Linked DNA regions of Homo sapiens: all the other regions are linked to region 2. The links are chromatin contacts, found by Hi-C or POLR2A ChIA-PET in ENCODE. All regions are on one chromosome and are shown on one strand. The core of a region is the stretch at or near the end of the contact, and the rest is flanking DNA. Distances in the headings are between cores, read along the strand shown.

Evidence for each region. Hi-C counts contacts between places; a loop is a spot of excess contacts on that map. ChIA-PET counts read pairs that join two places held with the same protein, here RNA polymerase II (POLR2A). Pooled maps may share reads with other maps.
Region 1: a map of PC-3 shows a loop between it and region 2 (13-fold over the local background). The contact joins two enhancer-like sites. A Hi-C loop is called at or near these places in 2 of 168 maps with a recorded cell type or tissue (PC-3 and ascending aorta) and 4 of 50 pooled maps. POLR2A ChIA-PET finds 5 or more read pairs at or near these places in 1 of 52 experiments (HEK293).
Region 3: a loop to region 2 is called in a map of PC-3, with 2.1 times the contacts of the local background. The contact joins two enhancer-like sites. A Hi-C loop is called at or near these places in 1 of 168 maps with a recorded cell type or tissue (PC-3). POLR2A ChIA-PET finds 5 or more read pairs at or near these places in 4 of 52 experiments (AG04450, GM10248, OCI-LY7 and 1 more).
Region 4: a loop to region 2 is called in a pooled map, with 12 times the contacts of the local background. The contact joins two enhancer-like sites. A Hi-C loop is called at or near these places in 1 of 168 maps with a recorded cell type or tissue (PC-3), 1 of 37 single-sample maps with no recorded cell type and 10 of 50 pooled maps. POLR2A ChIA-PET finds 5 or more read pairs at or near these places in 1 of 52 experiments (activated CD4-positive, alpha-beta T cell).

What each region holds. Positions count from the first base shown.
Region 1 is chr6:72,858,976-72,863,792 of GRCh38, forward strand. All of the region lies in intron 1 of KCNQ5 (potassium voltage-gated channel subfamily Q member 5), which reads left to right. Among named protein-coding and RNA genes, the nearest start is that of MIR4282, 110 kb to the right of the region's middle. Within about 2 kb of position 3,381, at least 9 of the 41 ENCODE cell types and tissues checked have a DNase peak (open chromatin) inside an H3K27ac peak, as active enhancers do; they include PC-3, where a contact is called at or near this core.
Region 2 is chr6:72,646,030-72,651,233 of GRCh38, forward strand. The region is part of intron 1 of KCNQ5 (potassium voltage-gated channel subfamily Q member 5); the gene reads left to right. All of the region lies in intron 2 of KCNQ5-IT1 (KCNQ5 intronic transcript 1), which reads left to right. Among named protein-coding and RNA genes, the nearest start is that of KCNQ5-IT1, 18 kb to the left of the region's middle. Within about 2 kb of position 3,089, at least 5 of the 41 ENCODE cell types and tissues checked have a DNase peak (open chromatin) inside an H3K27ac peak, as active enhancers do; they include PC-3, where a contact is called at or near this core.
Region 3 is chr6:72,785,155-72,790,651 of GRCh38, forward strand. All of the region lies in intron 1 of KCNQ5 (potassium voltage-gated channel subfamily Q member 5), which reads left to right. Among named protein-coding and RNA genes, the nearest start is that of KCNQ5-IT1, 160 kb to the left of the region's middle. Within about 2 kb of position 2,502, at least 5 of the 41 ENCODE cell types and tissues checked have a DNase peak (open chromatin) inside an H3K27ac peak, as active enhancers do.
Region 4 is chr6:72,824,457-72,829,540 of GRCh38, forward strand. All of the region lies in intron 1 of KCNQ5 (potassium voltage-gated channel subfamily Q member 5), which reads left to right. Among named protein-coding and RNA genes, the nearest start is that of MIR4282, 140 kb to the right of the region's middle. RefSeq lists an enhancer at 991-1,040. Within about 2 kb of position 1,780, at least 2 of the 41 ENCODE cell types and tissues checked have a DNase peak (open chromatin) inside an H3K27ac peak, as active enhancers do; they include PC-3, where a contact is called at or near this core.

The sequences.
Region 1 (4,817 bases), core at 2,131-4,630, 210 kb after region 2:
GATGCTAGTTTTGCAATTTTTACGAGTCTATACATATTTCAAAATAAAAAGTTTTTTAAGAATATTCTCTAGTTTTCATCCTTATTCAGATTAGACCTGTTTATGCCATATAAATGTAAAGGCTTTATATACTCAAAGAGCATATAACTTCCTCTTTCAAAAACTCCAAGGCTCTCTGATATGACACAGACAGTTTTATTATAATAGAGTTGTATTATAATATTTGAAGTTTTATTATAATAGAGTTCTATAATAATAAACTTTTCCTTTTAACTACATATGCCTATTCCATAATGCCTTGAGAAAAAATTCCAGTCAATGGCATTGAACACATCTATTGATAGAAATTATATTTTTTTAAGCATGGGTGGCAAAAGTTATTTAATGAATCATCTTCCAATGTGCAGAAATAGTTGACAAATAATGTACCCTTGTTTTCCCCATATTTTTCGTATTTTTTTCAATTTGCCTATATCATACATCACTTTTTCCAATATATGATTTTATCTTTGCTTCTCCTAAAATGCCATTTCTCTATTTTTCTCAAATTTAACTCTGTATTTTTTCTTGTGTCTTGTGCCTGCTTCCCTCACTTATTCCAGACTTTTTTTTTCTTTTGGAGCCAGGGTCTCACTCTGTCTGTCGCCCAGGCTGAAGTGCAGTGGAGCAATCACAGCTCATGGCAGCCTCGACCTCCCCAGGCTCAGGTGATCCTTCCATTTCAGCCTCCCAGATAGCTGGGACTACAGGCATGCACCACCACTCCGGGATAATTTTTTCATGTGTGTATTTTTAGTAGAGACAGGGTTTTGCCCTGTTTCTCAGGCTGGTCTCTAACTCCTGGGCTCAAGTGATCTGCCTGCCTTGGCCTTCCAAAATGCTAGGATTACAGGTGTGAGCCACTGTGCCTGACCTGTTCCTGATTTTTAAATACCTGGTTGTCCTCTTCTTTTGTCATTTCTTTATTATTATGTAATCCTATTCACCAAAAAAAAAAAAGCTTTTTCCCCTTTTGTTGTCTCCATCCTCAAAAAGTGATTATTGATCTCTTCTTTATGTAAGATACTAGGCAGGACCCCAAAGGGAAGACAATGCCCTCTCCTGAAAAGCCAAGGCCCAGTGAAGAGATGAGAGACAGGTCCAATGAAACAAATACAAATGGTATGAATAAAAATACAAATGATGTGAGGCTCCTGATGCTAAGTGTCACAAGCACGATGACACTTCTCCAGCCCTATTTCCATTTCTACTCTAAATTAATTTTGTCTTCTTTTGAAGTCTCACCTGCAAGGTAGCAGACCGTAAAAAATACCTAACCCTCTGAACTACTTAAACTCTATTCCAATTCGGTTATTTCAACAGGACCTTTTCAACATGCTCAGTCTTTCTTGGTGGCGGAAAGATTTTAAAGCCCTAGAATACAGGAATTGGAGTCGTGACTTCACCCTTTATTAAGTGTGTGGCTTTGGCTTACTTAATCTTTCCTAGGCTTCAGTTTCCTCATCTGTAAAATAATGGGAGTAATGATATAGAAATGTTCTGAGGATTCTGTGAGACAATTCGTGGAAAACACTTAGTAACATACCAAAAAATTAGTCAGCACAGTGTATATTATTTTTCTTCTTTTTTTAATTATCAAGGTCAGTGACTTTTAGAGAATCAATGTATTCATTTTCTACTACAAGAACTTTAATCAATAGTATCTATTTTCCTTGTAAAAATCTGTTCCAGAGATACTTTCCCCTTCCAAAGCATTACTGTATTTCATACACTTTGAGGTATGAATATAACTCCTATGATCTTTATTTCTGTTTATTCTTGGTCTTAATGTATTCCTGGCTCATCACTGTCCTTTTAAGGCATGTGTGTGTGTGTGTGTATGTGTGTGTGTGTGTGTGTATGTTTTAGGGGAATAGAGGAAGGGAAAGGAAAAGAAGTCAGACTCTACTCTGAGTAGTTTTCCCTTTGATTGTTATGTTTTGTCCATTTCATAGACATTAGTAATTATATATACAATATTAGAAGCTTTATCTGAAGTGTTCTGTGGATATTAGGGTTGAGAGCTCATATTTTTTAAGATAGCAATGTAAGTATTGCTATCCAGTCCTCTAAAATATTCCCAGACTGATAGGATTAGAAGAGTGGCCACCAGGCAATTTGAAACCCTTCAAGGACGTGATGAGAATGAAGAAGTCCAGCCAAACAGGGAAACAGCATGTGCCTCATGAATTTTCTTTTTTGTTAATAATGACTCAAGAAGAAAACAGGTGGTTGTAACTATGCAGACCAAGCAGCAAAATTCCAAATACAGAAAATAAACCTCAGAGATTCCTTTAAAGGATTATTTAAACACAAACAAATTCCTAGGGGACAGTAACAAAATTGAAATATGTAGAAGAAAGACCAGTGTGGTGTGTATGGAATTAGAGAATGAGTTGTGAGTGTGACCCTCAGAATCCCGGGAGCACATAGGCTTCCAGAGATGAAATGGCCAAAGAAAGAATTCACCAGAATGTCCCTAAGTAAAGGTCTCCAGAAAAAAGTTTCCTTGGAAATTCAGTTCAGATTCCTCCTGACCTTCTGCAAAAGATTCTCCTTAGTGTGTGTCTGGATATCTTCCTCAGAAATGACTTGATTGTAAACAGAGAGAAAAGGAAATTAATGGAGCTTAAGCTTTAGGGCCTCTCACTTGAGCTTCATGGGACCCTGTACCAAATTGTCTGTTGTAATTTTGAATTCTTCTTCTGGAGAAGGCTCCCAAAATGATATATGTTTCGGGCCCCATAAAACCTGGATACATATGTAACTAACCTGCACAATGTGCACATGTACCCTAAAACTTAAAGTATAATAAAAAAAAAAAACCTGGATCCACCCCCAGCTGTCAAGTATAAAAACTCCTTTAAACCAACTAGAGTAAGTCATCTCTCCTGAGGTCTCTAGCTTTTTCTTTCTACCCTTCTCACTGTGTCTGCTCCTTTTTCCTGCCCTCTGCCAGTTTTCTCAGCCTACTCATGACTTCCCGGCCCTACTAAATCTTTAGTACATGTGGTTCTGGCTGGCAGTGGTGCTAAGTCTGGCTCAGACTCTATGTGAACTTTCAAACCAAACTCCCACAGGCAAGTTAACTGACTCCTGTCCTTCTGCCCCAATTCCAAATTCCTTGGAGAGGGACCTGTCTGTCTAGCACAAGCTGGTTGTCACCTGGATCCAGTCAGCTGTAGCTGGGCTAACTGGGGAGGGTCCTGTCATGGGCCCATAGAACTGCTTCTTGGAAAGTGAGAGGGGAAATTCTCTAAGGAGGAGTAAGTGAGGAGGCCATAAATGTCATGTCTACTGTATTTAAAAAGGAAGTTGACTAAGTGTTTTCAATCTGCCAAAGATACACTAAGAGCTGAAGAGGGAGGGGCACTAGCAAATAACTTGCTTCCTCATTATGATTCCCGTAGTGTTCCAAAGCCACTGCTTTCCTGCTGTCTCTTTTTTTAGTACTTTTTAAATCCCTCAGTAAGTTGCTTTCAAAAGATTTTTTCTAATTAACAGAATATGTCATAAGCTCATTCTAGTATTCTACCACCCTTATAATCAAGTTTTGTCCAGTGAGTCCATTAGGCTAGGGGAAAAAACCTAGCCAATGTCTTCCTACTTTTTTATTTATTTATTTATTTTTGAGACAGGGTCTCGCTCTGTCACCTAGGCTGGAGTCCAGTGGTGCAATATTGGCTCATTGCAGCCTCAACCTCCTGAGCTCAAGCAATCCTCCCACCTCACCCTCCCGAATAACTGGGACTACAGGCACTCAGCACCATGCCTGGCTAAGTTTTTAATTTTTTGTACAGATGAAGTCTCACTGTGTTGCCCAGATTCATCTTGAACTCCTGGACTCAAGCAATCCTTCTGCCTCATCATCCCAAAGTGCAGGAATTATAGGTACAAACCACTGCACCGGGCCACCAATGTCTTTTAAATATCTAAAAATTTATAATTGTTTGTTTTTCTCCTTGCACTGTTATTCATAGGAATGTTGCCAAAAAAGAGAAATTGTATTATTTTCCAGAGAAAATAGGCTAAAAACTGGAAGCAGCTTATGGCAGACTAAATGACTCAGTTGCTACTGTGTGTATAAACGTACCCTGTAAAGTGTAGAGGATGCATTTCTCAGCAACAGGTGTGCCTTAAATGTGTTAGATGGGAACATAGGAAAAGTATGGCCCCAGGCTTCTAGGAAAAAAACAGCCTTTTCCTGCCCATACTAAATAGCCACTTAGAGACTAGAGTTTTTCCAGACCCTTACATGTTAATCCTTTTTAACAAGTTACCAGATAGCTGAACACAAACTGGGTCAAGCAAGTCTGTTTCTCAGAAGGCAAGATGTCCCATCCTAACACCATAAATCACACTCACTTTAGAAATACGTTTTTCTTTGATCCAAATGTCTTTTCTTAATAACTCATTCCTAAGATTTCCATTTTCAGATTCCTGTTTTTGCATAAGATTGCATGAAATATTTTTTGCCATTACACACAGTGCATTTTATTGAAAGGACTCTAAAGGGCTTAGGGAAAGGAAAATTTCCCTAAACTGCAAAGAAAGTCAGCTAATCATTCTGAAACATAATAAAAACTAGTTTTTAAAAATAGCTCATGATAGGTAATGGGGAGTAGGTAGACCCAAACAAGATTGGTCAGTTTCTACCTGGACAATAAAGTAAGGCATTAATTTCCTTCAGATATAGGTATTTCTGTAGCAGATATTTTTTAGAATTTTTTTAAAAGTTGTGTAAGGGTGTTTTATTTATCAGAAAAAATAAATGTATT
Region 2 (5,204 bases), core at 1,839-4,338:
TCAAGAAAATGATGTATAAGGCATGCCCAATTATAGATGGAATACATTCATATTAATGGTATCCCATGGACTATCACCCTATGTCCATTGTTAATCTGTAATCTGAAATAATTCAAATCTCTGTATAATTGGGTTTCTGACAGCAGGATCCCATCCATCATACTACATCTTCTCAAATATTGAGAATATTGTCTTTTAAATATGTTTGTATACATATACACATATATATATACATATATAATGAAACTGTGAAAAATACATCTTCATTTGATAAAAAAAAGTCAACAGGCTTATAAAGAATAACTTTAGCAGCAAATGATGAGTTTATTTTAAAAATAAATTTTGTAAATGTATGGACCTCTAAAAATAAAAATACTAAAATTTCTTATATGTTTATTTTCCTTACCAAATATGACAGTTATCCACAAGTGGAACAGATTGTAGTTATTGCTGATCTTATGTCTGAAAAACCACATGGATTTGGGGGAAAAAAAAGCATATGGTTATCTATTGGTCTACATAGTTTACTGTTGCATGGGTAGACAGAAGCTTTCAGTAAAACTAAAGGGACCTTTTCTGATCAAACCCTGTGTATGGCTGATATATGTTCTGCCAATCCAGCCTTGTTTGAGTTTAAGGGTGCCTTCTGGCCTGGGGTCAATTTCTCTGTGATTGGTTTAATGTCATTTGCCCATAAGCATACATTGCAGGGTGCTGCCCAAGGGCAAGTGCACAGCTTAGGTACATCATCTCATTTACAAATCACCATCCGGCCATGTCTATGAGCACTGAGATATGAATCATCATTATTTATACACTTTAGTCATATTTGAAGTTCTTCTTACTAACCCTATAAAACTCTCAAATGAATTAGAATCCTCAAATTCACATAACTATCCTATCCATTTCCTGTAGGCAGAGCCATATGCAAAACTAACCCATTATTGAGAGGTGCTTGGTAAACATAGGCACAGAACAGACTCTAATCACGTCTTGTAAATCTGGGGTCCATTATAAATAATAAATAAAGTTTTATTGAAACACCATTATGCATATTCATTCATTTACTGTCTGTGACTATTCTTACATTACAACAATAGAGTTGAGTGGTAACAACAGTGATCTACAGCTGAAAAAGCTGAAAATGTTTACTATCTGGCCTAGGCCAGAAAACTATACTTTCTATCATGTGTCCTTGCCGTGTAGGCAGGTGACTTATGGAGAAATGGGATGAAAAAAATGGACATGGTGAGTCAATCATCAGTAGAGTTGAATTGAAAGAATGCCATTAGTTGGAGTCAGAGTCATGGCAAGAGAGAGAGAGTGTAAGGTAAAGTTGTGAGGAAGAAGAAACCATGCATTAAGAAGAGAAACCTGGTCAGGAGACAGAAGGCTGTACAACAACCCAGAAAAAACAAAACAAAACAAAACGAAAAAAAAAGAAAAAAAAAAAGAGATGCCATAAGATGAGAGAAAGAAAGAGAGAGGCAGAGACAGAGACTGAGAGACTGATCATCTGGCATATGGCCCTGAGGCAGAGATTAGCTTGTTCCTCAACTTCCCTAGGTTTCTGATAGCTGTTCAGTTCACAGACACATGCATGTAATGCCCCTGACCTCCAGGACCCCCATCTATGGACAGCAAGGAGCTCTTTTTGCAATCAAAAGAGAGGGACCAAAACAGATCATTATGTATTGCGCCATAATGAGGCAAATTTATTTCTCTTATTTGTAAGTTCCTATGGGAATGACTCCCCCATTAGATCACAGTATTGACGATAAGCATGAATAAGCTAATTTGGGTAGAAAAGTCACTTCATGTAGTAGAATGTAATGTTGACTGTTAAGATATCTCATACATCATGAAATTAAATAAGATTTCCCTTTTATTTCATTTGTTCAGCCACTCAGTAAATATTGAAGACCTATTAAGTATAAAGAAGTGCAAGACAGCTTGATGGATTAGAACATGTATGTAACAAACCCACTCCCAGGGAACATGTACAATCTTGTATGAAAGTTGAGACAGATACACTGATGACTACCACACAGAGAAACCTATGGTAATTAAGTTTGATAATTATTTATAGCAGTCACATTATGTACTAAAACATAAAGAACATAAGGCCATTCACCATGGCTATTGAGATGGATGAGGCTGAGCCTTTGACGTTGGAAGAACAGTAGCACTGTACACAAGAACTGAGGATCACTTCTTGCCATCAAGACCAGGGAAGCCATCATGGAACATCGTGCAGTGGGCACAAGAGATAGAATGCCCATTGCAACATCATTGGTAATAGAAAAAAATGAAAATGTCCATAAGGATAATAATGAGTAAATAACTGGCAGTGTCATTGTATAGGAAAATACCATACAGTAATTGAAAGGAATGAATTAGAGCTACATGAATCTATATTGATATATCTAAAGCCTAATGTTGAGCCAAAAATAAAGGTGCAAAAACATTTTTATAGTGTGAGACGAACTATGCAATATTTTAAAACATGGCAACCAATACTTTTATATTACTTAGACCAGCATACATATGTTGTATAGATTTTTTTTTAATGTTTAGACTTGGTAGATACTAGGATAGCTTTTAAATATGGAGGGGGAAAAAGAGAGGAAAATGATATTAAGGAGGCATATGCAGGAGTTTCTACTGTATGTGAATATTTAAATTTTTTTAAAACCTAAGCCTGCAGAAATATAGCAAAATGGGAGATGAATACATGGGCCTTCATTTTTTTTTTTTTTTTAATTCTCAGAGGTCTTCTGTTTGAAATATCTCAGAAGAAAAAAAAAGAAAAGCCTACGTGTGTTTATGTGGAGACACATTCCAAAGAAGGGACATGTGGCTGGTTATACTCAAGGTGGTTATGTTCAGTTAATCTACCAAACTGGATGATACGGGTCAGGACCCAGTTTTAGTTCAGAGATCCTCAGTTTTATTGTGTGCTTAGTCGTATTACTCAAATGAGTGAAATTAGCTTTTGATAGAGTCAGGGTACCACTTCATGTGACCAAACAAATGCACGAAGCCTGGAGATGGCTGTGTTTGAGCACAGGCTTTGTCCTGCTCGCAGATGTGCAACTGTGCATCTATGGACAGCAGTAGAGGGCTTCTAAGAACACTGGTGGCAAATATGTCAGGAGTCCCTGGCCAATACTGTTGATGCGAAGCTAAGGTTCTAAACAGTTTTGGATCACAGCCTCTTTCAGAATCTCTACGTATTTTAAAAACCTGTGAAGCATGTCCTTAAACAGACATGCACGTGTATGTGCACATATGCATGATTACATAAATTTCCACAAGTTCATAAACCAAGGGGTTTAAGAACCTTAGTTAGGAAACTCGTGTATAGGCACATTACCTTAGATAAATTTGGTCAAATCCTCCAGTGAAGATAACTAATGGTGCAGTTTCTGTGAAAACACACAGGACTCTGAAAATGGAGCTACGGACCCAGTAAAGAGTTTGTACAACTCAGTGAGACTTCCTAAATTCATTGATTTACATACTCTACTAACCACCATCAATCTTGGCACACAAATGACCAGAATATACAGAATCTATCTTTGCTTTATTTGTTTTGTAATGGTTCTTGAATGCTTCTTTAAAGAATAAAACTACTGGACATAGAAAATTCTTCAGCTTGTACAATCATTTAGGATGGTGTAATTCAGATGAAGCATTACACGTGAAAAGGAAACTCAGTCAGATGACAAGCAAATTCTTGGCATCCAACCCTGACCACCAATGCAGAATATGACTAAGGAATAACATTTTTAGTAAAAGGTCACAGACAACATGAACTTAACACATTTTATTCACCTGGTGGCAAATAGAAATGAAATCCCAGAAGCTTGGTTCCTTGAATAAATATTGCAGCAACTGACACATCCAAATATATTTAATACAAACAGTCTCTCATTGCAAGTGCTATGTTTTTTCTGACCATTACATATTTTTACTCATTATTTACACAGCTAATGACTGTTTTATAATGTTAAACTCAACCTTCCATTTTTCTGAAATTATGTTTATATAGTTATTGGTTTGATGGAATAATTAAAATGCACTTATGTGAGATATAAACTAAGTTTCCTTTTCCTGTCTTGTTTCTTATAATTTAATCTGTATTAGGTCATTCAACTAGTAATTGTTATTCTAATAATTTCCCCTATTTTCTTTTCTTTGAACTGGCTGACTAGCTAAAGTGTATAAAAACAGTGACTCATAGACATGCATTTTGAAGTAACCAATATAAATAGGTACATTCTGGTTATATCACATTTTAGACAACTGCTTAGTCAAATGAAATGCAAAAAGAAAAACGGAAAGAAAACTATTTCAAATACCTTGAAATGTGTGCTTCAAGCTGACTTTCAGAATAGGTGCACATTTATATAGCTATGTAAAAAAGAAGGGGAAAAACACAGAAATTCCAAAATATTTTCAAACTGGCTTAGACATCTTGACACTTTACTGTTTTCCTCTGCCAGGAGAGTAAATGAGTGGTTTGCCCTCTGGGGAAAAATCCATTTAAAAGCGAAACTATTTTAAATGCATACCTTTTTACAAGAAAGAAAAGAATAGTTCTTAGTAGTGGGGGAGTGGGTAGGATATATGTATATGGAAGGGCACAGTGAAATGTATTAGTATAGGGTCTTGTTTACTTGTAAGTATTTTCTTCCTTTTTGTCATTCCTCACACATTTACATGGTTAGCACTGGTGATACAAAGAAGAAAGAAATATTCCTAGCCTTCACGTGGTTTTAGTCTAAAGGGAGAACACTCAGGAAAAACAGTGTGCATCAACCTAGAGATGCCATGAGAATGAAATGTGCAGTAACTAATCCATGGAGGAGAGGATGGTCAGAGGGGGTCGTGTTTAAATTGGGTCGATTAAGGTTGCAAAGGGTCAGCCTATTTTAAGAGGGCAGGTGGGAAGGAATAGGAACAGAGGCCAAATGCAGGAGATAATATTTTGTAAACTGTTTTGTAAATGATAAATTGTACCTTCTGTGTGGAGGTAAAGTATGAGGGGAGATTTCTGCCTTCTTCCTATCTTGTTCTTATATATTTGTTCATATATTTAACATAGCTACCCCCTTATGGTATTATAATTACCTGATTACCTTTTAATCTCATCTGTGAAGTCCCTAAGTGTAGGAGCAGTACTTTATCCATCTCTTTTC
Region 3 (5,497 bases), core at 1,252-3,751, 140 kb after region 2:
ACAGAAAAAAAATATTTTAGAATTAACACAGAGTATTTTTTCTCCTGGGATGTTAGAGGAACACATGCCTGCCTGAGTCTCCCTGGCACTGTGACTATGCTCCTTTGGTCTGGGGCAAAGCTTCTAGTAGCAAAGGTTGAAGACACCATGGAGCTGGGATTGTAACTGGAAAACATGACAAGGATAGGGAGTTAGTCAAGAACAGGAGCAGGGGTCAGGCACAGTGGCTCATACCTGTAATCCCAGCACTTTGGGAGGCCGAGGCGGGTGGATCGCCTGAGGTCAGGAGTTTGAGACCAGCCTGTCCAACATAGTGATACCCCATCTCTACTAAAAATGCAAAAAATTAGCTGGACATGATGGTGGGCGCCTGTAATCCCAGATACTCGGGAGGCTGAGTCAGGAGAATCCCTTAAACCTGGGAGGTGGAGGTTGCAGTGAGCCAAGATCGCACCATTGCACTCCAGCCTGGGCAACAAGAGCAAAACTCCATCTCAAAAAAAAAAAACAAAAACAAACAAACACAAAACAAAACAAACAAACAGAAAAGAACAGTAGCAGGCAGAATTTGTGTATTTTTCTCATTTTTCCTTCCTCTCTGGCACCTGATTAACATTTAGCCTTCAAGTTGAAGCTAAATCATCACCGCTTGCTTGGAGTCTATTGTACCTCCTGGGTGCACACATCACAGAGTTACATCCATTCCCGCAATAAACAATTACTTAGAAGCCACCATGTTCCAAATTCTGCCATAAACCCTGGGTTTAGGACAGTTCAACCTCTGCTGTCTAGAGTAGCACTACCCAAGAGACATATAATAGGAGCCCCATAGGTAATTTAAAGTTTTCTGTTATTTACATTTAAAAATAAACAGGTAAAATTAATTTTAATAATAGATTTGATTTAAACCAGTATATGCAAAATATTACTATTTTGACACAATTGTTATGACATATAAAAATTATTAGTGAGATATGTTATACTCTTTTTTTCATACTGCCTCCAAAATCCAGTGTGTATTTTAACATAGCACACCTCAATTTGAACCAACCACATTTCAAGTAGTCAGTAGCCACATGGGTGAGTGGCTGCTATGTCAGACGATGTTGCTCTAGAGCTTACAGACTATAAATAATGATTTATTATAAAACGTGCTTAAATTCTTTGTAGATTCTGGATGTTAGCCCTTTGTCAGAAGGATAGATTGCAAAAATTTGTAACAAAACTTCATGTTCTACACATGCACCCCAGAACTTAAAGTAAAATAAATAAGTAAATAAATAAATAAATAAACATGCTAACTATGCCTAATAAATGTCTAATTTATGCAGCTCACATCATTTGGGAATGGGGAAGCAGTCTCATTGAGGAAAGGTAGTGGCTTCTCTAGTCAGTTCTCCATATGAAGTCATTTGTCTCAGTGATTTCTCCATTACCCAGAGTCTAGATCTCAGCCACACGGGTTTAGAAAAACTTGATTTATTCAAAGTCCTAAAGTTTATTTACTTCGCAATACTGGCCTCTCACAACAGAAATCTGAGAGACCGGTGTATTAGAAATGAGAATCCTGGGCCGGGCGCGGTGGCTCACGCCTGTAATCCCTGCACTTTGGGAGGCAGAGGCGGGCGGATCACGAGGTCAGGAGATTGAGACCATCCTGGCTAACACAGTGAAACCCCATCTCTACTAAAAATACAAAAAATTAGCCGGGCGTGGTGGCGGGCACCTGTAGTCCCAGCTACTCGGGAGGCTGAGGCAGGAGAATGGCCTGAACCCAGGAGGCGAGCTTGCAGTGAGCCGAGATTGTGCCACTGTACTCCAGCCTGGGCGACACAGCAAGACTCTGTCTCAAAAAAAAAAAAAAAAAAAAAAAAAGAAATGAGAATCCTGGTTCATTTGTGATGAAACATGTCTGTGCATTTGTATTATCTCCACAGACCAGGGTTTGGCTACCCTGACCTGTGAGACAAATGCAGCCCCCCACCTGTTTTTGTACAGCCACAAATTCACAGTGGTTTTTGCATTTTTACATTTAAAATGAAAGAAGTCAAAAGAAGAATAAAATTTTTTGATGAAAATTGTACAAAATTCAAATGTCATTGTCTATAAATAAAGTTTTACTGGAACACAGCCATACTCATTCATTTAAGTATTATCTATAACTGCTTTTGTGCTGCAATAGCAAAGTTGAATAGTTACAACAGAGACCATATGGCCCACAAAGCCTAAAATATTTACTATCTTGCCCATTACAGAAAATGTTTGCCAAACCCATGTTATGTATGTGAATCACTTGAGGAGCTTTAGAGATGTACAACTATTCAGCACTACTCTCAAGTAATTCAGATTTAATTAGTCTCTGGTGAGGCCTAAGTATCAGTATTTAAAAAAAAAAAAAATTGAATGCTGTAGCCAATCTATGTAGGAAGCCAAAGTAACCAGAAGGTTGTGTGGAAATCATGGATGCAGAACAAAGAGAATCAAGAAAGTAACTTGAGTACCCGTCCTCCCAGTCCATGCCTGTCAGCATACAGGCCACTTGAGTCAGCATGCCAAGGCACATTCTTCTGAGTCAGCACTCATCCCTGTTCCTATTCACCTCTGTGACCTTGATGTTCCTACATTTCCAAACTTAATCAGCTCCTCTATTGATTGGCACATTCTTCCTGTGCATTCACCAGTTAATCCTGCCTTATCAGCCTGAGGGCCAATCTGTCTCTCTAACATGATTTTGTTTATGTCTGTTCTGAGTCACTATGTGCTGCTTTAATAGGTTTCTTAAGACCAATCTGATTTTTCTGTTTTGTTGTTTTCCAAAATGTTTCCTGGTTGCCTCAGTGCCCGTGCCTTAGACAACTTACATTCCAATTGCTGCTTTTCTTGGGTATCTGCATTTCCAGCCTGACATCAACTAGTCACTTAAGTGTTTGGTGGATGGGCTCATTGGTAGCTGAATAAGTGAACGGATGAATGAGTGGGGAAGAAAAGTGGGGAAAAAAATACAGGAGGAATTTTGTAGACTATGTATTGTGAGTATAGTGAATTTTAATGCTCTAGAGCTTACAGACTATAAATAATGATTTATTATAAAATGTGCTAACAAACCAGAATGTCCAGATTCAAATCCTGACTCTGCTACTTTCCCTGGAAAGCCCCATGGGAAGATCCCTTTGCCTGTATTAACAAGACTTTGGATATCTGTAAGATGGGAAGAGTTACACATACTTCACAGAATAGTATGCGGATGACTTATCAAATACAGTAGCACCTACTCCAATGCCTGACTCATAACAGCTTCTAAATAGAAAGTTTCATTCTTCTTCCTTCTGTTTAGCTAAGGCATCCTTTCACACTTAAAAGGGCCTGAATTGTTTATAGTTAAAAATAGTTTGCTGTCTTATTTATTATACTATACAGCAGATAGCAGTATTATTAAAGAGAACTTGGTAAAAATATTTTATTGTTTGAACAAATAGTTTATAACAATTTTTCAAATAATTCTGGATTCTATAATTCTATATTAACCTTATAGTTTGATGCCATGGTACTAATAATGGAATTTTTACAATAACAGTATCATATACCTATTCATTTGTAGTCCATGTCTTTTTTTGTATAAGATGAAATTTTATTTTTTCTTCAAAGGCTTTTTAAGTTTTAAGGTAGGATATTACTTAATTTGAACCCATGTCTTATATTTTATATCCTTAGGAAAAACATAGGCCATCCTAAAAACCTTGTCCTTTCTTATTTGTTGGTTTCTCAATAGCTGTAGGTATTGAAGGATTAAAAGTTTTCGACCCTAGCTTCACATTAGAAATCCCAGAGGAGATACTTTTAACCTTTAAATACCAATGCCAAGCCCCAGTCCAAACCATACTTTCTGATGGTGGAGCCAAAGGCATTATCTGTTTTCAGTCTTCCAGATGATACCAATGTGTAGCCAAAGTTGGGAGCTACTAATCTAAACCCACCCTCCATGGTTTTTGTTCATGTGTATGTGTGTGTGTGTGTGTGTGTGTTGAGACAGTCTTGCTCTGTCGCCTAGGATGGAGGGCAGTGGCATAAACTTGGCTCACTGCAACCTCCGCCTCTAGGTTCAAGGGATTCTTGTGCCTCAGCCTCCTGAGTAGCTGAGATCACAGGAGCCCGCCACCACACCTGGCTAATCCACCCTCTATGTTTAACATATGAGATGAAATGAAGTACAGAGGTGAAACGATTGGCTCAAAGCCCTTCAGCTTAACTGAAACTGAAACTCAGGTGTTTTACCTCAGACCAGTGTTTCAGGCTAATCCTAAACCAAGAATTTTAGGACATACAGTTTTCTTGATACATACAAAAACTTCACTGTAAGGAATATTTTTCAGTTAATTTAAATATAACTTATATAGAGAAAGGAAATATAACTTGTTATAGAAAGAGTATCAGTGATAGAAGAATTAAGTATACTTCATGTGTTAGATGTGGTGACTTATTCATCATTAGGTATGTTTTGTGAGGTAGACATTATCATTTATAAATTTCATATATTTTAAATGAGGAAACTGATACACAAAGAGATCAATAGACTTGTATTAGGTCACACAGCTGGTGAGTGGCAAAGTCAGGAAAGGAACTCAAAACATAGGACACTTAGTCCCACCTTTCTTTTCCCTTCCTAAAAATAGAACCCTATATTTGTAAAATATAATTTTTGTTTTGTTTTCCTTTTGGAGGCCGAGTGGAAAGGACCTCTTGGATAGGAGTGGTGAACAAAATGCACTTACGTTTCACAAAGGACCATTTTATAATTAACTTGGATGGGGCCCAGTGCGAGAGAACAGAAGAATAGTATTGAGATGAGGGGATCCTGCAGCGTCCAAATAGAATTAGAACTAGACGCCACTTGTCAAGATAAATGTTTGACAAAACGGGCATGTCTCTCCAGAATTCATTAAAATGTTGTTTTAAATATTAACAATTTCTTAAAGCAATGCTGTTGATGCTTAAGAAGTTATACTAACAAGTTTTTCTTTATTCTTCCTTGGTCCAGCTCTTTTGTGCTCTATAGAATGACTGTAATCACAAAATAAGCTCCCAAAGTAGTGAAAGTTCCTCAATATAAATGATAAGGCCACTAAAGCCCAGAGAAGCCATATCCAACATCACTTGAGCTAGAATGCAATGAAGATGAATTTAGTAGCTAATTCAATTTGACATCAAGTTGAGCTACAGATTAAATATAGAAAAATAGCCAGGCACAGAAAGACAAACTTCGCATGTTCTCACTTATTTGTAGGGACTAAAAAGTAAAACAATTGTACTCATGGAGATAGAGAATAAAAGGATAGTTACCAGAGGCTGGAAAGGGTAGTGATGGGTGCGGTTCTTCACAGAGAAGTGGGGATGGTTAATGGGTACAAAAAAATCACTAGAAATAATGAATAAGACCTAGTGTTTGTTAGTGCAACAGGGTGACTATGGTAAAAAATAATTTTATTGTACATTTAAAAAT
Region 4 (5,084 bases), core at 530-3,029, 180 kb after region 2:
TCAGTTTTTCTGTTTTTCACTTGGCATTTATTGATATTTTCTATTGCCTGAGTAATTTAAGAGCCTGCAAAATTAACCTGCCTTTCAATTTGCACATGTACTTATTATGGTAAAATCAATATTTTCATCCTAGGATTGGTCATGTACTTTGCAGCCTAATGATAAGGAGAAAAATAACCTCAGAAGAGTGAAGCTGTGCTGGCCAGCAATGGAGATTTGATAGGGAAGAAAGGTGTCATATCACCTGGATATAGCCAACTAACAGCTTGATATATATGATTCCAAGCCAAAACCTACATTTAGTCTCTCTCTCTTTCTTTCTCTGTCTCTGTGTGTGTGTGTGTGTGTGTCTCTCTCTCTCATCTTTATACTATAGATTATAAAATTTGGATACGTAAATAGTCATCCCACTTATTTCTAACACAATTCTGTGATAATAATGCCTTTTCAGTGTGTAGCTTTCATTGTTTTCAAAGCACCTTTATAGCCCTTCTCTCCTTTGATCTTTACAACAACCCAGAGAAGTGGGCAGGAGAGACAGTAATCTTCCCATTTTGACACATGAAGAAATCTCTTCAAGCTTCACTGTCTTTGAGGACCTCTGGGTAATGATGTCATCTGTCCTGAAACTGCCAGATGACTTTTGCTCTAGAAGAAGGCTAGGGAGAAAAAAACAAAACAAAACAACAACAACAACAAAAAAACGAACATTTAGGCTGGGAGACTGGGCTGTCTTTTCCCCCTTCACCCCTAAAAATCTACTTTGCAAAGAGAGCAACATCCACTCACCATCCCCAACACTTTCTGTTCCCCTTCCCTGATTTCTATTTTTTCCACAGCACTTACTACTTTGGGTTGTGCTGCACTGTATTTCATTTATTTACTTACTGTACTTGTTGTCTGGCTTCCCCACCAGAATGTAAGATCCTTGAAAGTAAGTATTTTTGTTTGTTTTATACATATCTCCCCAGCAACAAGAACAGTGCCACTGGTAGAAGGCATAAGAAAATGCCAGAATGAGTCACTGAGTGCAGACTGGAACTGGGAACAGGAACAGTTAGCTGGTGGTCCACAGGGAAGGTTCTCTCCTTTTCCTTGGTGACAGTGAGAAGTCTTATTTGCAAGAGGAAGAGAGCATGACTTAGAATAACAGTTTGGCTTTAGGTGGGACCTATACTATGCAACATGTGGAACTTGGAGGGCCTTGGAGAAGCTGAGCTTGGGAGCAGGCTCACTTGCCTGGGGAAGGGAAGTCTCTCAGCCCATTCTTTAGCCACCTAGCAATAGTTGTTAGTCAGTCCTGTTTGTCTACCCACACTAGCACATGGGAGGCACTGTATTTGTCAAATGAATGAATGATGAATGAATGAAACCAGTCATTTATATATTGAAGTAAATCAGTGTCATGGAATGTTTTATGTTTAAATGAAGAGAGAAAACTTTAATCAGATTAAATATAGGAAGGATATTTGGGATCTAGAAGGCCAACCCAGTTGTTCAATCACAGTTGCCTCCATGGGGGTCAACCTTAAGCGTTGTGCCTGCAAGCAATCACACTTCTCTGGTGGAAAAGCCATTCTGATTCTGGGGCCCTTTTTCCACCATTTCCCTTCATCCACAGCAAGGAGCTTCAGCTCTGGAGACTGTAATTTGCACAAAGCAATTCAGGGTATAAAAGCAAAACTACACACTTGCAAGGTAAAGATACCAATTCATTCGACTCTAACCATCAAAAGATACATATACACATATATGACATGAGGAATACTTTAGTCACCAGTTACCCTTCCTGCAAGATTAGTCATTAGATCCCATGATAGGCCTTGTTAATGCCATGGAGAGAAAAGAGATAATTATAATGAGTTAAATTTAGAAACAACAGTCATTTTTTGTGGATTAGAAATAGTGAAAGTCAGTGTCTTTCTATCAGTCTTTCACATCAAAAGCTACAGGAAAATCATAAGAAATAATGAATAGAAGAAATATGTACTATTTCTAATTGAAAAATGTCTTTTATTTCAGCTCCCTTGTATGGCTACCTGCTTAAATATATTCATGCTTATGTTTAATGTCTCCTATAGGTTCCTGCTATAATCTTCTTTTTTTTAATTGTTCTTGGGTTTTAAAAAAATGTTTGTTTGACAAATAATAATTATACATTTTCATGTGATAGATAGTGATGTTTCAATCCATATAATGTATAATGATCAGAACAGGGTAATTTGCATATCTATCATCTCTAATATTTATCATTTCCTTGTGTTAGAAACATTCAGTATATTTCTTCTAGCTATTTGAAACAATATAATACATTATTGTTAACTGTAGTCCTTCCACAGTGGTATAAAACATTATAACTGATTCCTCCTATTTAGCCATAATTTTTATATCCTTTGACAAATCTCTCCCTATCCCTCCCTTCCCCCTACCCTCCCAAGCCTCCAGTTTCCTCTGTTCTACTTTATACTTCCAAGAGATCAACTTTTTTTAGCTTCTGCACATGGGTGAGAACATGTGGTGTTTAACTTTATGTTCCTGGCTTATTTCACATAACGTAATGTCCTCCAGTTCCATCTATGTTGCTATGAATGATAGGAATTCATTCTTTTTATGGCTGAATAGTATTCCATTGTGTATGTATGCCACATTTTCTTGATCCATTCATCTGTTGTGGTACACCTCAGTTGATGCTGTATCTTGGCTATTGTGAATAGTGTGGCAATAAACATGGGGGTGCAGAAGTCTTTTTGATACAATGACTTTCTTTCCTTTGGATAAGTTCCCAGTAGTGGCATTGCTGGATTATATAGTCATTCTATTTGTGGTTTTATGAGAAACCTCCATACTGTTCTCTAGAGTGGCTGTACTAGTTTATGTTCCCAACAAGAGGTATAATATACAGTTCCCTTTTCTCCACACCCTCACCACCATTTGTTATTTTTTGTCTTTTTTATAATAGCCATCCTAACTGGGGTAAGAAGATACCACATTGTGGTTTTGATTTGCATTTTCCTGATGATTAGTGATGTCAAGCATTTTTAAATACATTTGTTGGCCATTTGTATATCTTCCTTTTATAAATGTCTGTTCAGATAATTTGACCATTTTTTACTCATATTATTTGGGTTTTTGCTGTTGATATGTTTGAGTTCCTTGTATATTCTAGATATTAATCCCCTATTGAATGAGTAGCTTACAAATATTTTCTTCCATTCTATAAGTTGTCTTTTTGCTCTGTTGATGTTTCCTTTGCTGTGCAGAAGCTTTTTAGTTTTATATAATCCCAGTTGTTTATTTTTGCTTTTGTTTCCTGTGCTTTCGAGGTCTTGATCATAAAATATTTTCCCAGTCCAATGTCCTGAACTGTTTCTCATATGTTTTCTCCTAGTAATTTTATCATTTCAGGTCCTACATTTAGGTCTTTGATCCATTTTGAGTGGATTTTTATATAGGGTAAGAGGTGGAAGTCTAGTTTTATTCTTCTGCATACGGATATCCAGTTTTCCCAGCAGCATTTATTGACAAGACTGTCCTTTCTCAAATGAGTGTTCTAGGAACCTTTATTAAAAATCAGTTGGCTGTAGATATGTGAATTAATTGTTGGGTTCTTTATTCTGTTCCATTCTTCTGTGTGTCTGTTTTTATGTTAGTACTATGCTGTTGTAGTTCCTGCAGGTTTGTAGTATATATTGAGGACTGGTAGTGTGGTACCACCATCTTTGTTCTTTTTGCTCAGGATTGCTTTGGCTACTCAGAGTCCTTTGTGGCTCTATTCAAATTGTAAGTGTTTTTTTCTATTTCTGTGAATAATGTCATTGGTATTTTGATAGGAATTGCATTGAATCTGTAGATTGCATTGGGTAGAATTGTCATTTCAACAATATTAATTCTTCTAATCCATGACCATAGGATCTTTCCATTTGTTTGTATCCTCTTCAATTCCTTTCATTAGTGTTTTGTAGGGTTCCTTATAGAGGACTTTCACCTTCTTGGTTAAATTTATTGCTAGGTATTTTACTTTTTTGTAGCTATTGTAAATGAGATTGCCTTCTTGATTTCTTTTTGTTAGTTCATTCATGTACAGAAATGCTACTCATTTTTGTATATTAATTCTGTATCCTGCAACTTTACTGAATTCGTTTATCAGTACTAAGAGTTTTTTGGTAGAGCCTTTAATTTTTCTTTACATAAGGTCACGTCACCTACAGAGACAATCTGACTTCTTCTTTTCCTCTTTAAAAAAAATCTTTGTACTACCTACCTCTATTTGTCAAAATGACTTTTTCTCCTTTATAATGTGGATGCCTCTTTATTTTGTTTGGTCTAATTGCTCTGGCTAGTACTTCCAGTACTATGTTGAATAAAAGTGGTGAGAGTGGGCAGCCTTCCTATTCTAGTTCTTAGAGGAAAACCTTCAGCTTTTCCCCATTCAGTAAGATGTTAGTTGTGGTGGTCTTTGTTTTAATACAACCTACAAAATAAAATACATTTATGTACATATCTACATATATACACACACATTAAACATAATGTGTATGTATACATATATAGATATATTTATATTTATATAGACCTAAATACATCTGCATAGATATATGACACGTTCATGATAAACCAGTTTGACTGTGGTGTGGCCCACACACCTTTGCTTGCCTGTTTCTCCTCCCACAGTACTGTGGCTCTCCAGAGAGGCTCTCATATATACCCTGCTCCAAGAGCCCCAATATGTGTCCTGTTCTGCAGCAGGACCGCTTATGGAGATGCTCTTCATCAACTAGGTAGTGCTCATTTCTGTATGTTCTTGAAATCTGGAAAACCTCAAGACAGAAAATGAATTTATTTTTAAAGTGGAATTTAATGCAGCAATTAGACAGATGAGAAATATTTTTGGCCCAAGGCATTTTTGTTCACACCTTATAAAGGAGCATTTTTGGTTCTGCTTACAAATGACTTTACCACAGTGTTGAAAGTGTCTCTCTCTCTCCTCTTCTCTTCTCTCTCTCTCCTGCTTAAAAATGACTTTACCATGGTATTAAAGGTCTCTCTCTCTGTCTCTCTCAATTCTTTCATTCATTTATTCAATA